Linked DNA regions of Homo sapiens: region 2 is linked to region 1. A link is a loop called in an ENCODE intact Hi-C map of the cell type or tissue named here. Cell type or tissue: heart left ventricle. All regions are shown on one strand. Each heading gives the region's core, and the rest is flanking DNA. Links, peaks and the distances in the headings are about the cores only. Region 1 has its middle 28 kb from the start of PTCHD3. Region 2 has its middle 88 kb from the start of MKX-AS1.

Region 1 (7,587 bases), core at 1,784-6,783:
TTTAGACTTGCTCCATTGCATATTACTGGTGAATTCCTGCACTCTGACATTTCATCTGAAATGCTTAGGAGAGCAGCTGAGCCATTCTCTCCTTAACATGGATATGGTCCAAGAAATGGAATTCACAAACTGATTACTCTATCTACCAACTTTAAATGTGATCCAGCTGCTACTAGGTTTATAGCTCATGAATGATAAACTCAAGAGACAGCTATAACTAGGACTTGGAACATGCAAAGATGAAAGACGAAAGGGATTCTCAGTCTAATGTACCATATTTATTTTAAAATAGAAAACCGATGCCATCTTGTGGTTAGTTTAATAAGGTCACGCAACTAAAATTCTGGAAAGCCAACAAACAAAAGATCCTCTTCCTTTCTCCTTTAAAATATTGTTAAAGATATTTCCCCTGGACTTTTAGACACATTTCTCTTACAATCTGGAGATTTCGTTAAAATGCTGCATCTACCCACATGAAAACACAATTAGTATTAAACTATTAATGCTAATTAAGTGATTGCTAACCACGGAAAAAGCACCAAGCAATTTTCATAATTCTAGAAAGTACACATGACCTGCCTTTCAATAACTGAGTTCAGTGCATGTTAAAAGGTAGGATTTTCATTAAAATGGTGACATAGGAACTGCAGAATACACCAAAGAAATTGAACAAAAAGGGACAAGCTTACAAAAATGCTGGAGACGGGAGGTGGTACCATTCATATCTTACAAATTTTGGAGAGTTTCTTTCAGATAGAATTCAGAGGAAATCAGATTTAAAAAATGATCCCATGGACTACTCAACTACTCATAATTAATTGCTGGGATAAATGGTGCAGGCAAGTCCTCTAAACATGACTAGATAGATGCATTTGTTTTATTCACAGATTCCTAATATCATTAAAAGAATGTATATATCAGTCCTTGAAAGTATGCTCTCTTAGCCAAAATTACCAGCATAAGAATGGTAACTTACATATGTGAATACAAAATACATTAAATGAAAAAGGAAATACTGTTAACCAATATATTCCTCTGAAATGAGAAAGAAAATAACAAAATGTATCCTTGTGACACCTGTAGACGTATGCATGGCTTGCATGTGGAAGTTGTGGATGAGGATAGAGAATGACTTGGGTATAAGATTTTCCAAATACAATTTGACTAAATCAAACAGACCCCAGGTTCTTCAGCTCTTGGACTCTGGGACTTGCCCCAGTGGCTCCTAGGGCAGTGTGGGAGGATGTTCCTCGGGCCTTCGGCCAGACTGCAGACTGCACTGTTGACTTTCCTGGTTTTGAGGCTTTCAGACGTGGACTGAGCCACTACCAGCTTTTCTCTCTCCCCAGCTTGCAGACGGCCTATCATGGTACTTCACCTTGTAATTCCATGAGCCAATTCTCCCTAATAAACCTCCTTTTTATTTACTTTTTTTTTTTTTGTTAATTTTAATTTTTTTGAGACAGAGTCTCAATCTGTCACCCAGGCTGGAGTGCAGTGGCTCACTGCAACCTCTGCCTCCTGGGTTCAAGCAATTCTTCTACATCAGCCTCCCAAGTAGCTGAGACTACAGGCCGGCACCACCGCACCTGGCTAATTTTTCTATTTTTAGTAGAGATGGGGTTTCACCATGTTGACCAGGCTGATCTCGAACTCCTGACCTCAAGCGATCCACCTGCCTCAGCCTCCCAAAGTGCTGGGATTACAGGGATGATCCACCGCAACTGGCCCAAACCCCCTTTTACATATACATATATCCTATTGTTTCTCTCCCTCTGGAGAACCCTAATAGAATAACCTATCCCTTGATCCAGTAAACTAGACTTACTCTTCTTGCCTCAGATCAGTTATTACCTCAGCAAAATTAGTTTAACATCTTCAGTTCTTGTACTGGGATCACCTTCAAATCTAAAGATAACACATGCAGTACAATCTCCATTGATGACTAAAAGCACTGCACCTCCAGCCAGTTGGTTAACTACTTAACAATAGGATTCCTTTCCCCTCATAGTTCTTTTTTTAATTATTTTTATTTTTATTTTTATTTTATTTTATTTTTTGAGATGGAGTTTCGCTCTTATTGCCCAGGCTGGAGTGCAATGGTCACTGCAACCTCCGCCTCCTGGGTTCAAGCGATTCTCCTGCCTCAGCCTCCCGAGTCGCTGGGATTAAAGGCACCCGCCACCATGCCCAGCTAAATTTTGTATTTTTAGTAAAGATGGGGTTTCACCATGTTGGCCAGGCTGGTCTCAAACTCCTAATCTTAGGTGATCAGCCTGCCTTGGCCTCCCAAAGTGCTGGGATTACAGGCATGAGCCACTGCACCCTGCCGAGTAAAATCCATTAATAGGAACTTTCAGAAAGAGGGAGGGAGAGGCTGGATGCGGTGGCTCATTCCTGTAATTTCAGCACTTTGGGAACTGAGGTGGATGGATCATTTGAGGTCAGGACCAGCCTGGCCAACATGGCCAAACCCCGTCTCAAAAAATAAAAAAATAACAACAAAAAAACAGAAAGAGGGAGGGAAAATATATATATATTCCATATGTATATATTCCATATATATTCCATATGTATGTATATTCCATATGTGTATTCCATATGTATGTATATTCCATATGTATATATTCCATATGTATGTATATTCCGTATGTATATATTCCATGTGTATATTCCGTATGTATGTATATTCCATATGTATATATTCCATATGTATGTATATTCCATATGTATATATTCCGTATGTATGTATATTCCATATGTATATATTCCGTATGTATGTATATTCCATATGTATATATTCCGTATGTATGTATATTCCATATGTATATATTCCGTATGTATGTATATTCCATATGTATATATTCCGTATGTATGTATATTCCATATGTATATATTCCGTATGTATGTATATTCCATATGTATATACTCCGTATGTATGTATATTCCATATGTATATACTCCGTATGTATGTATATTCCGTATGTATATATTCCGTATGTATGTATATTCCGTATGTGTATATTCCGTATGTATGTATATTCCGTATGTATGTATATTCCGTATGCATATATTCCGTATGTATATATTCCGTATGTATATATTCCGTATGTATATATTCCGTATGTATATATTCCGTATGTATATATTCCATATATATCTTCCAGATATACACATATATGTGTGTATATATACATATATGTATATTCCATATACATATACATGTATATATATGTATATTCCATATACATATACATGTATATATATGTATATTCCATATACATATACATGTATATATATGTATATTCCATATACATGTATATATATGTATATTCCATATACATATACATGTATATATATATGTATATTCCATATACATATACATGTATATATGTATATTCCATATACATACACATGTATATATATTACGTATACATATACATGTATATATATTCCATATACATATACATGTATATATATTCCATATACATATACATGTATATATATTACGTATACATATACATGTATATATTACATATACATGTATATATATTCCATATACATGTATATATATTCCATATACATATACATGTATATATATTCCATATACATATACATGTATATATATTCCATATACATATACATGTTTATATATTCCATATGTACATATATGTGTGTATATATGTGTATATATGTGTGTATATATATGTGTGTGTATATATATGTGTGTGTATATGTGTGTGTATATATATATATGGAATTAGAATGAGATTCATATCAGGCTTCCTATCAGCAATGCTGGAAGAAAACAATGCAGGAAGATGATAGAGTAATATCTCTAAAGTTTTGATAGACAAAAATATTGACCCCCAAATGTGATAACAGACAAATAATCATTCAAATGAGCTACAAAATGCTACAGTGAGCTAAGTGATTAGGATATATTTTATTGCTTAAAACTAAATAGGTTTGGGTTTTTTTTTTTCACGGAAAAAACATAATTTATAATTTTAAGGAATAATCCCAATTTTCTCTTTTTCCCGTGTTTTTTTTAATTGATGCATAATAGAAGTCCATAGTTTTGGGGTACATGTGAAAATTTAATACATTCATATAATTTGTAAAGATCAAATCAATGTACTTGGGATATTTATCACCTAAAATATCTGTCATTTCTTTATGCTGAAACTATTCAAACTCATCTCTTCTAGCTATGTTGAAATATCCAATAGATTACTGTAAACTATAGTAACCCTACTGATCTATCTAACACTAGGTTTTATTTCTTCTTTTCTTTTTTCTTTTTTTCAGATGGAGTCTCACTCTGTCACGCAGGCTGGAGTGCAGTGGCGCAATCTCGGCTCATTGCAACCTTGGCCTCCCAGGTTCAAGCGATTTGTAGTTCTAGTAGCTAATTTTTGTATTTCTAGCAGAGACAGGGTTTCACCATGTTGGCCAGGCTGGTCTCGAACTTCTGACCTCAAGTGATCCACCCACCTCGGCCTCCCAAAGTGCTGGGATTACAGCCACCACGCCTGACCTAGGTTTTATTTCTTCTATCAAACCATATATTTGTACTCATCAAACAACTTCTCTTCATCCCCTCTCCTGCTACCCTTCCCGGCTTCTGGTAACTACCAATCTACTAGGTCTTTTTTGTTTTTGTTTTTTGTTGTTGTTGTTGTTTTTTTAATAGCAAAACCAGGAACACAAATCCCAGATATGATCAATATGGGCGGTAGCTGTGAAGGAAAAGGATGCTGGGGAAATGCAGAGGAGGAGTAAAGAGGTTTTTTGAATGTATTAGATTTCTTATATCAACTAGAGCACATATATATATTCCTGATATTGTTTCAAAAAGATAACCTTAAGAATCTTTGTAAAATCTAAGAGTCATAAACAGGCTGGGTGCAATGGTTCACACCTGTAATCCCAACACTTTGGGAGGCCAAGGCAGGAGGATGGCTTAAGCCCAGGAGTTAGAGACTAGCCTGGTCAACCTCCACATCCTGACTAAAAATTAAAATAATAATAATAATAACAAAGTAATAGAAAGAGTTATAAGTAGACTAACAAAAGTAGAATTATAATTTACAATCCATTAAAAGAAAAAATTGAACAAAGAAAACTGGCAATCCCATCCCCTTGCCTTCACCTGGGTCTGGTGCTCCTGAACCCAGGCATCCTTAGCTTGACTGCTTCAAGGGAAGATATTGTTTCCTACCGGGATAGAGGAGGAGCAGTCATCTGACTACAGAGGCTGTGGATGAGTAACCTGATGGTCTAATCTTTACACAGACTTTCAACCCATTCTACATTTAGCTTTCTACCTGGCACTGTTTTTCAGAGGTACCTGGTGCTTTCATTCCTGAGCCTTACCAGTTTCTGGCAGGATCATCGTTCACTGCAGCCTTCTGGCACAATCATAGCTCACTGCAGCTTTGAATTCCTGGGTTCAAGTGATCCTCTGTCCTCAGCCTCCCAAGTAGCTAGGACTACAGACACATGCCACCATGTTTGGCTAATTAAAAAAAAATTTTTTTTTTGTAGAGACAAGTCTCACTATGTTGTCCAGTTTCGTCTGGAACTCCTGGCCTCAAGCTATCCTCCTGCCTTTGCCTCCCAAAGCGCTCGGATTATAGGCAATATTTCTTATCTTTATCTGCTCTTCTAGGTCAGCTGCTACAGCTGATAGCTCTCATTTTCTGTTGTCTTCTCTCTCAATTCCTTATTCTTATGGGTTTACACTTACATAGTTCCCGAAGGGAGCTCACAGAGGCATGTACATATCTAACAGCCTTCTCTGCAGCTAGAGAATACCTGCAGCCAATAATTCCCTGGGCTTATGTTTATCATTCCTAACCTCACTTTTGCTGAGTGAGCCCATGCCAAAACGAACCCATGCCAAAAATGTCAACATTCCTAGTGAACTTAGAGAAACTTAAAAGTCAGCCTTAAGGAAATATTAAATATAAACTGGAGAAAAGCAAATATATAAAAGTAATTAAAAAGATGATAATAGATACAGAAGATAATGTATGTAATTCAGCATTTCTATAACTGGGGTTGCTAAAGAAAAGAATCTAATAAACATTTCTTTATCCAAGCCCTCAGAAAACCCTCAGGAAAGAATTCAAAAACAAAATTGGAAAAGAAAAGTTTATTAAATAAATGAAGACTTGAATATTCACATTGAAAAGGAGAAATTGACAAATGCAACATATGCTAATGAAGGTACTGATTTTCAAACATAAATAAAGACTACTGTGGACAACCAGCCAGAAAAAGGGTAGTGGGGAGGCACCTACAAAGGGAGAGATAGGGGAATGATGTCATACAAAAACACTGAAGGCCAGGAGACAGTGAAGCAATGTCTACAAAATTCTCTTAGAAAGTAAAAGAAGACTACACACATATCTTCAAAGATACAAGATGCAAAGAGATGTAAGTCCTTATTTTTAAAAAACTAAAACTTCTTGGCAATTAAATCAGTTCAGCTAATAAATAAATCAAAATTAAGACCTCAGAAATAGAGAAGTCATGGTAAAGGAGCTTACAGAAAATATTGAATCCATTAAAAATAGAGCTACAGATGTAAGCAGCTGCAAGAATTTTGGCTACAGAATAGAATGTAAGCTGAATAAATTATAACAATGTAAAACACAATGGTATTTTTCACCAAACTCAGTGGTTGGTGGGGAAAAGGACAGAAAAGAAGAAACTTCTCTACTTTCAGGTTAGAAAGTCCAAAGTCAAAAAATCATGAAGTACATGTTTAAGAATATCATTTAAAATTTATTAATTTTTCAACAATATTTATTGGGTACCTGATATGTCCAGGCTTTTTTCTAGGTACTGAAGATATAAAATATAAACCACAATTAGAGACTTAAAACCAAACATAACTGAAATGTCAGTAAATATAAACAGAATAAATTATTAAAAGATAATCATTCTTAGATTGAGTAAAAAGCGAATCATCTTCTATTAGTCGGGATAGGCTAGGTAATAGTAATGCTACAGGAAGAACAAAAAAACAACATTTCAGCAACCTAACAAAAGTTCAATTCTTGTTCCATATAATGTTTAGGCTGACTTCTATTCTGTGCAATGGCTAAGAATTCCAGGCTGCCTCTATCTTATAGCACCTCCACCTCAACATAAAGCATTAGATTAGGACACAGAGAATTAGAACAGTGGCTCTGAAGTGTGTTGGACTGAAAGTAATACACAAAGCTTTTCATTATAACTCATTAGTCAGAGCTAGTCACATGACACTAGAGACTGGGAAATAATATTTTCCTTGTGTTTAAAAGGGAAAAGACAAGTAGAAATGCTAGTACGCACTAGTAATATTTATCCTACTCCTGTATGATGTATACAAAAAGCACATCAGGAATAAACAGACAAAAAAAGATTAAAGAAAATGTGGTCAAAAATAAACAAGGCAAATGAAAACCTAAAGATGTATGTATGTCTGTGTTTAAATACTGGGTTAATTTCCTTTAGAGTTATAGAACTATCAAAGTTTCTCATTTCTATTTGCATTTGTTTTGTTAGGTTTTATATTTCCAGATTTCTATAAAT
Region 2 (7,587 bases), core at 880-5,879, 210 kb before region 1:
CCACAGCCTGGGCCCCACTGCCTGTGCGGGAAACAGGCCAAATCTCTGGAACCAGCATGCCAAACCACCAATTGGGCTGGTGACCACTTTGACCCCGGCCCAGCCCTAAAGCCCTCAAACCAGGTAGAACAGTTTGCTTTAGCTTCACCACCAGAAGTAGGAGGCAGGTAAAGGACCCTGGTGAAGGCAGGGACGGGCAGGAGTAGCTCATGGCACCAATCCACAAAAGTGGAGAAACCTTAAGTAGTGTTTAAAGGAAAGATCAGGTCTGGCATGCCCATGCCTGTAATCCCAACACTTTGGGAGGCCGAGGCGGGTGGATCACTTAAGATCAGGAGTTCGAGACCAGGCTGGCCAACGTGGTGAAACCCCATCTCTACCAAAAATACAAAAATTTGCTGGCGGTTGTGGCAGGTGCCTGCATTCCCAGCTACTCAGGAGGCTGAGGCAGGAGAATCGCTTGAATCTGGGAGGCGGAGGTTGCAGTGAGCCAAGATCATGCCATTGCACTCCAGTCTGGGTGACAGAATGAGACTCTGTCTCAAAAAATAAAAAATAAATAAAGGAAAGTTTAGTCCTTTCCCTAAATGCTGCAGAGGTGGGGCAAAGCAAACGCCCGGGTGAAAGCAAACACCGGGGCAGGGGCAACAGCCAGAGTAGAAAAGACATTAGGCTGTGTTGTGGAGTTAAAGCAAAGTCACTCATCTGTATACTAAATGGCAGTCCAGGATGGAGGTGGGCAGAATCCAAGACAACATCAAAAACTTTGGGGGAATTCCACATTAATTCTGGAATTTGGTCATTAAGCAAATTGATTTTTAGTGAATTTGCTTTCAGGAAATTGATTTTCAGCAACAGCGTCTGTTACACTAGTATAGCAAGAGGAAACTCGCATGCCAATATAGTTACTAAATATGAGTGATATTACCTAGTCATGACGAATCATTCCAGGCTCCAGTGCTGAGCTCCAGGAACTCTGGAGAAGTGGAATGTAATTGCATGCATCTGCTCAAATTCGCTAAGAATTATCAGAGGAGGCCGGGTGTGGTGGCTCACACCTGTAATCCCAACACTACGGGAGGCCAAAGTGGCTGGATCACCTGATGTCAGGAGTTTGAGACCAGCCTAGCCAGCATGGTAAAACCCCATCTCTACTAAAAATACAAAAAATTAACGGAGCATGGTGGTGAATGCCTATAATCCCAGCTACTTGGGAGGCTGAGGCAGGAGAATCACCTGAACCTGGGAGGCAGAGGTTGCAGTGAGCTGAAATCGCACCGCTGCACTCCAGCCTGGGCGACAGAGCGAAACTCCTTCTCAAACAAACACAAAAAAAAGAATTATCAGAGGAACTTTCGCACGAGCAGGTGAAGGTGGAGAGAAACAAAGTAGCCGAGGTTAGGAGGCAGAGTGGGCTGAGCAGCCAGGGCCAGGCAGGAGCATAGAGGGGTACTGCTTATTAGCCTAAGAAAAACATCATTAGGAAGGAAATTTGCTACCGAAAACCCGGCCATCGTATATCATGCAATCCAAAGCCAAATACATTGGGAGGTTTTTGTTTATCCACTGTCTGGAATTTTCCATACTTTTGCCATTGACCAATGGAGAAACAACCTCAGCTTTAAGCTGGCTCATTAAGGCCTTTCAGAAAAGAGCCAGTGGATTTAGCATCTCATCCCAGAGGGAAGGCTCCTGATCACATTAAAACCAGAAAGATGCTGGCTGGCTGTTTCCTGCACTGCGCTGTTAGATGAAAGTGTCCAGCACTAAAGTCTCTGGAATTACATTTCACTTTCCTTTCTGCCATTGTTATTCCCAGAAATAAGCTACACAGGCACATTTCATCTCCACCCCGGCCCCCACGCCTGTTTTACTTTCTTACTACCTTTTAAATCTTTTATCCCCACCCTGTATCTTCCCTTTCTCTCTCTCCCTTTTCCTCTTTATGTAGCTTCTTGATCGTTTGTCTCCAAGTTGAAGTCACAGCTCTTGTACTAAAAACAAACAAAAAGCTCAAAAAAGCAAAACCAGGAGCCCAGGTGTAAAAACCCTCTTATGGCAACTCCTCTCTACTGTATTTGGGTAACCTGCAGAATGAAAACAGCATTGTGTCATGTTTCAATACGGTTTCACTGTTGAAGCTACAAGGGTCAGATTGCATCTCCCAACGGTAGGCAGTCTCTCTGGAAAGACCGTGATTGATTCCTGGACCAACTTCTTTAGGAGAGAAGTTCAAAGCTCAAAAAGGAGATTGGAACCCAGAGTGGGGACCCAGGTAGGCATGAAGGAGGTCTCTGCTTTTCTTGGTCAGACATCACAGAGTCTAATGCCTGGGGGATCACCCTTGAACAGCGGATGTGAAATATGGCATTTTCAAACCGACACCTAGAAAACGAAGTTGCAAAACAAGGCTAGATTTGCTACCTGAGTCCCACCTGGAGCTGTGACCTTTGTACTGCAAGCTCTACCTTGCAAGGCAGACCACCTATATTTTCAATATTTTCAGAATTTATTCCCCTCTGGTTATGTCCATCCATGATTAAATAATTTTCTTCACCGAGTCGACAAAATTTCTTTGCCGGGGTTTAGGTCTGAATGTCTTAGGATGAATGTGTCCTTGAGGCCACCAGTATGACCCCACAGAGGAGAGACTGTGGTAAGAACAGACTTGGAGTTTCTCTCAAAAAGAAGAATCTCCCTCCCCTCATTTTTAACTTTTTATTTCCATAGGTTATTGAGGAACAGGTGGTGTTTGGTGACATGATTAAGTTCTTCCGTGATGATTTGTGCAGTGACCTGGATGAGATTGGAGACTATTATTCTAAGTGAGGTAACTCGAGAATGAAAAAGGAGAATCTCCTTCTAATGCTAACTTTAGTGTCTTGGTCTTATTTCGTGTTGGAAGTTGGTATTTCTTTGGCCTTTTCCTGCTCAATTCACTTAATGGTCTCCATCTTCCTTTCCAAAACATTTGCAGTCAGTTATTAATTTTCGCTCAAGAGAATTAACTCAGTTAAAAGAAATCATCTACTGTTGTAGCCAGTAAACCCACCCGTCTCTCTCTCTTCTCTCTCTCTCTCTCTCTCTCACACACACACACACACACACACACACACACACACACACACACACACACACACACACACTCTGCAAGTTGGGTATGCTGCCACCAGGTGGCGTAGTACTTTAACTTTGCTGTTAAAAACCAGAAGTTCTAAAACCCTGGTCCCGATCACCTTTGTCAAAATGAACTGAGATAATTGTTTAAAACATAAATTCTCATTTCCTGTCCCAGACCTACTCAATAAAATCTCTGAGGATAAGACTGAGGAAATGTTTGTTTGTTTGTTTGTTTGTTGAACAGTTTCTCAGGTGAATCTGAGTCACAACTGGTTTTCAGAATTTCTGATACAAACTATGACACATATTTATACTTTTTTGCTTAAAATTCAACTGATTTTTCCTTAAACAAAGTTCCCTCGGCTTCATAATAAAATCTTCCACATTTCATTTATCAAAATATAGAACTGTTTTCTAAGTTTACAAAGATGACCTCTAAGATGATCTTCTCTCAGACTATTTTTTTCCCTTTTCTCTTCATTCTGGAAAATCTTCTTAAGCTGTCTTCCATATTACTAGCGTAGTTTTCTTTCTTTTTCTTTCTCTCTTTTTTTTTTTTTTTTTTTTTTTTTTTTGAGATGAAGTCTCACTGTGTCTCCCAGGCTGGAGTGCAGTGGTGCAATCTCAGCTCACTGCAACCTCTGTCTCCCAGGGTGAAGCGATTCTCCTACCTCAGGTTCCTGAGTAGCTGGGATTACAGTCAGTCGCACACCACCATGCCCAGCTAATTTTTTTTTTTTTTTTTTTTTTGAGACGGAGTCTTGCTCTGTCGCCCAGGCTAGAGTGCAGTGGCACGATCTTGGCTCACTGTAACCTCCGACTTCCGGGTTCACACGATTCGCCTGCCTCAGCCTCCCAAGTAGCTGGGACTTCAGGCGCCTGCCACCATGGCCGGCTAATTTTTTATATTTTTAGTAGAGACGGGGTTTCACCGTGTTAGCCAGGATGGTCTTCATCTCCTGACCTCGTGATCTGACTGCTTCGGCCTCCCAAAGTGCTGGGATTACAGGCGTGAGCCACTGTACCAGGCCCTATATTACTAACGTGGTTTTCTGAGATCTTAATTGAAATCTTTTATTTCATCTTGTATTTTGTAGTATTCCTTCCTTGTCCCATTTAATATATTTTTTTAAATCTCAGTTTGGTGACTTATTTCAATCCTATTTCATAGAGCACATGTTTTCTTAAATGTTAGTAAGAGTCCATAGCAGATGCTGTCTAAAATTGACTTCTTTTTTATGCAACAAATCTTTTACAAAAGTGTGTTCTCATTGCCTTTTGAATATTATATTTTCCTTCTTACATTGGGGAGTTTATTCCTAGGCCCCGTATGAGTCACAGTACAATCAGGAAAACAAAACACACTAGATAGTTGAAAATGGGAAGCTACGTACAGAGAATTGGTCACAGAAGTGATGGAGGAGATGAGAGGTCAAACAGGGATGCTAAGGATTAGAGAGGCGAGAGGAGCCCAGGAGCCAGGCCATTGGAAAGAAGCTGGGACCTCCATGGGCCGGCCTGGGGGAGCTGAGACCACAGAGGGAGAGGCAACACTCAGGGAGCTGGAGCCATGAAGGAGACAAGGCCACTGCCCAAGGGGCCTTCCGATGCAGAGAGAATGTCCTGGCTTCTCCCTCCCTCCCACCCTCAGCCTCCAATGGGCCAGGGAGCCTGGGACACAGAGAAGGGAGAGAGCAGAGGAGGGGAAGCAGAAGGAAGCCACCTCCACTGTGCTGGCTTGCTGGACTCACTTCCTCTCCACTCTTCTGTGAACAATCAGTTTTGTCTACTGGCCTAGTATTTGGGCTGAAAGTGAAACAGCCCAATTTTCCAACAAGCTGAATGCCTATAGAACGGAAGCTTTAGAAACTTATGTTTGTACAATGAGATGCACCTGCTGCTGCTTATTGGCCATTCCTCTTCCTTACCCGTCTGACATGGTTTGGCTGTGTCCCCACCCAAATCTCATCTTAAATTCCCATTAGTTATGGGAGGGATCCAGTAGGAGGTAATTGAATCATGGGGGCAGGTCTTTCCCATGCTGTTCTCATGAGAGTGAATAAGTCTCATGAGATCTGATGGTTTTATAAGCACGAGTTTCCCTGCACAAGCTCTCTCTCTTTGCCTGCCACTATCCATGTGAGACATGACTTGCTCCTCCTTGCCTTCCAGCGTGATTGTGAGGCCTCCCCAGCCATGTGGAACTGAGTCCATTAAACCTCTTTTTCTGTATAAATTACCCAGTCTCAGGTATGTCTTTATCAGCAGCGTGAGAACAGATACCATCCCTAATGCCTGTTTTCCCGCATGTGGTTATGATGAGACCCCTCACTTGACCACCTGCTGCCTGATGAACACCTCCTCTTCCTCACCCTTCTTGTTGTCCTTCCCAGCTATATAAACCCTTAACTTCCATCTGCAGGGAGGGAGGGATTTGAGGTTTGGCTCCCATCTCTCTGGCTGTTGTCACCGGAAAAAGCCTTCATCCGTGGCAGTACTCATTGTCTCCACGATTGGTTTTCTGTGCAGCAAGCAATGGGACCTAGACTGAACCCCTGGTGTTAGTAACAGCTGAATGCCTCTCCGATACCCCTCAGAAGGTGCCTGCCATTCCTAAGCAGGTGCAACCCATTAACTAGAGGAATGAGGTAGGAAGTTGGGGGTTCCCTGGCAGCACATCTCCTCTCTGCTTCAGGGGAAGCTGCCCTTCCAGTGCCAGCTGCTCTCACTGATCCTCCTCCTGGGCCTGTGGCTGCATCATCGTGGCCCCCCTGCCTCTGCCTCTCAAGGGGCAGCTCCCCCCACATTCAGCCTCCCCCTGAGCCTCCCCACCCAGCCTCCCCTGACATAACCTCCCCCCGAGCCTCTCTTTGCTTGACCTCATTCCTGATGCTGCTGCCTGAGAAACTTCCGAAAGCCCAGCACTGACCACTGCCTGGCAGGGCTCCAGGAGCCCCACACTTCACCCTGACTTCTCCTCCTAAAAGATGATGTGTTGAAAGAAGATCCTTACTCCTGCTGAAGAGGCCTCATCCCCCAGCCCTCCTAGGGGGTGTCTTCATCTGGACCTGTGGGTTGAGCCTCCCTTACAATGGCTGAAAGTCCTCTAAGAGGGTGTCCCCTCTCTGTCTCATAATCTGTCCTCACACTAGGACCCAGCAGACATTCATGGAGTTTGAGACCCTCTCTATTTCTTTCCTGCAAGGCCACCACAACCAGGGACTCTGCAAGGCTCTAAGGACACAAATGAACAGGACAAAGCTCCTGCCCCAAGGAGCTCATGGCCCCACTAGGACAACAGGCAAATAAAGAGGCACTCCCAGGACAGAGGAAGGGCCAGACAGGGCGGGCAGAGCATGCAGGATATGCAGGGAGGAGGGGCACCTCGTCCCACCTAGGGGTGGCAGTGGTCCGTGGAGGCTTCCTGTGTGGGTACATCTAAGAGGGGACCTGAGCTCAGGAGGTGACAGGAGTGAGTAGGGCTAATGTCAGACAAAGGAGGTGCAGGGAAGGGCCTGTAAGGTAGAGGGAAGAGCACGACCAGAGGTCTGGAAGTGGAAGAAAGCCAGGTGCCTTCACAGCCTGCATGGCAGGGAGTGGGTGGAGAGTTGAGAAAAAGGTTGGGAGTGTTTTGAGAGATCTGGGAGCTGTGGCACCAGATTACGGAGGGCCTTGCTTGCTAACTCAACCACACTCTAGGTTGAGGGAAGGGGCACCCAGCGAACACGTGTCACAGCATCCCATTTGTCTTTTAGCAAGAAATTACCCTGGCTACAGTAAGTAAAAAGATCTAGAGGGAAGCCAGTCCAAATACTGGAAAGCTATGGCAATAGTTAAGGCTAGAGATGAAGACATCCCAGACTAGGGGATGGCAAAGGGGATGGAGAGAAGAGGATGAATGGCTTAGGAAAAATAACAGCACTTGGTGGCTGACTGGGTATGGGTGTCAAGGAGAGAAAGAGGGCAATACTGAGGCCTTTCTGACTTGGGTGATTGGAAGAATGAGAGGAGAACTGAAGTAATTAACACTGATTGCAAACCAGTAGGGTAAGGGTGATTTCCTTTTTGAACTTGATGAGTTTGAGACATTTGTGAAAAATCTGCTTGATCTACCTGGCTCTGGAGTGCAGCAGCTACCTATGAAATGTAAGGATATTTGAAATGTAAGGAGCTAGACATGCCGATGTTCAAACTAGCAATCTTTCATTACTTTATAAACTCTGCAGTGTATGATACAAGTGGCAAAGAATACTGAAAACACTCTGCAGTTGACCCTTGAACAACACAGGCTTGAACCGTGAAGGTCCAATTCCAGTTGGATTTTCTTCAGCCTCTGCCGCACTGTGAGCAAGCAAGACCAGCTCCTCCTCTTCCTCCTCCTACTCAGCCTACTTAACATGAAGACGATGAGGATGAAGACCTTTATGATGGTCTACTTCCACTTAGTGAATATCTTCTCTTCCTTAT

What was found. A loop is a pair of places that touch in the nucleus more often than their neighbours do. Peaks named below come from ENCODE experiments on the same cell type or tissue, not always from the same donor. Only the 100,000 strongest peaks of a DNase experiment are listed, where the experiment ranks them.
Region 2: a loop joins it to region 1, with 5 times the contacts of the local background. A loop is called at or near these places in 71 of 110 quality-filtered maps.

Annotation. Positions count from the first base shown.
Region 1 is chr10:27,438,959-27,446,545 of GRCh38, reverse strand. No RefSeq gene overlaps it. Among named protein-coding and RNA genes, the nearest start is that of PTCHD3, 28 kb to the right of the region's middle. In heart left ventricle, for the core only: no CTCF peak of the experiment used is centred there; no DNase peak of the experiment used is centred there.
Region 2 is chr10:27,652,381-27,659,967 of GRCh38, reverse strand. No RefSeq gene overlaps it. Among named protein-coding and RNA genes, the nearest start is that of MKX-AS1, 88 kb to the left of the region's middle. In heart left ventricle, for the core only: a CTCF peak has its summit at 3,187; a DNase peak (open chromatin) is centred at 3,167.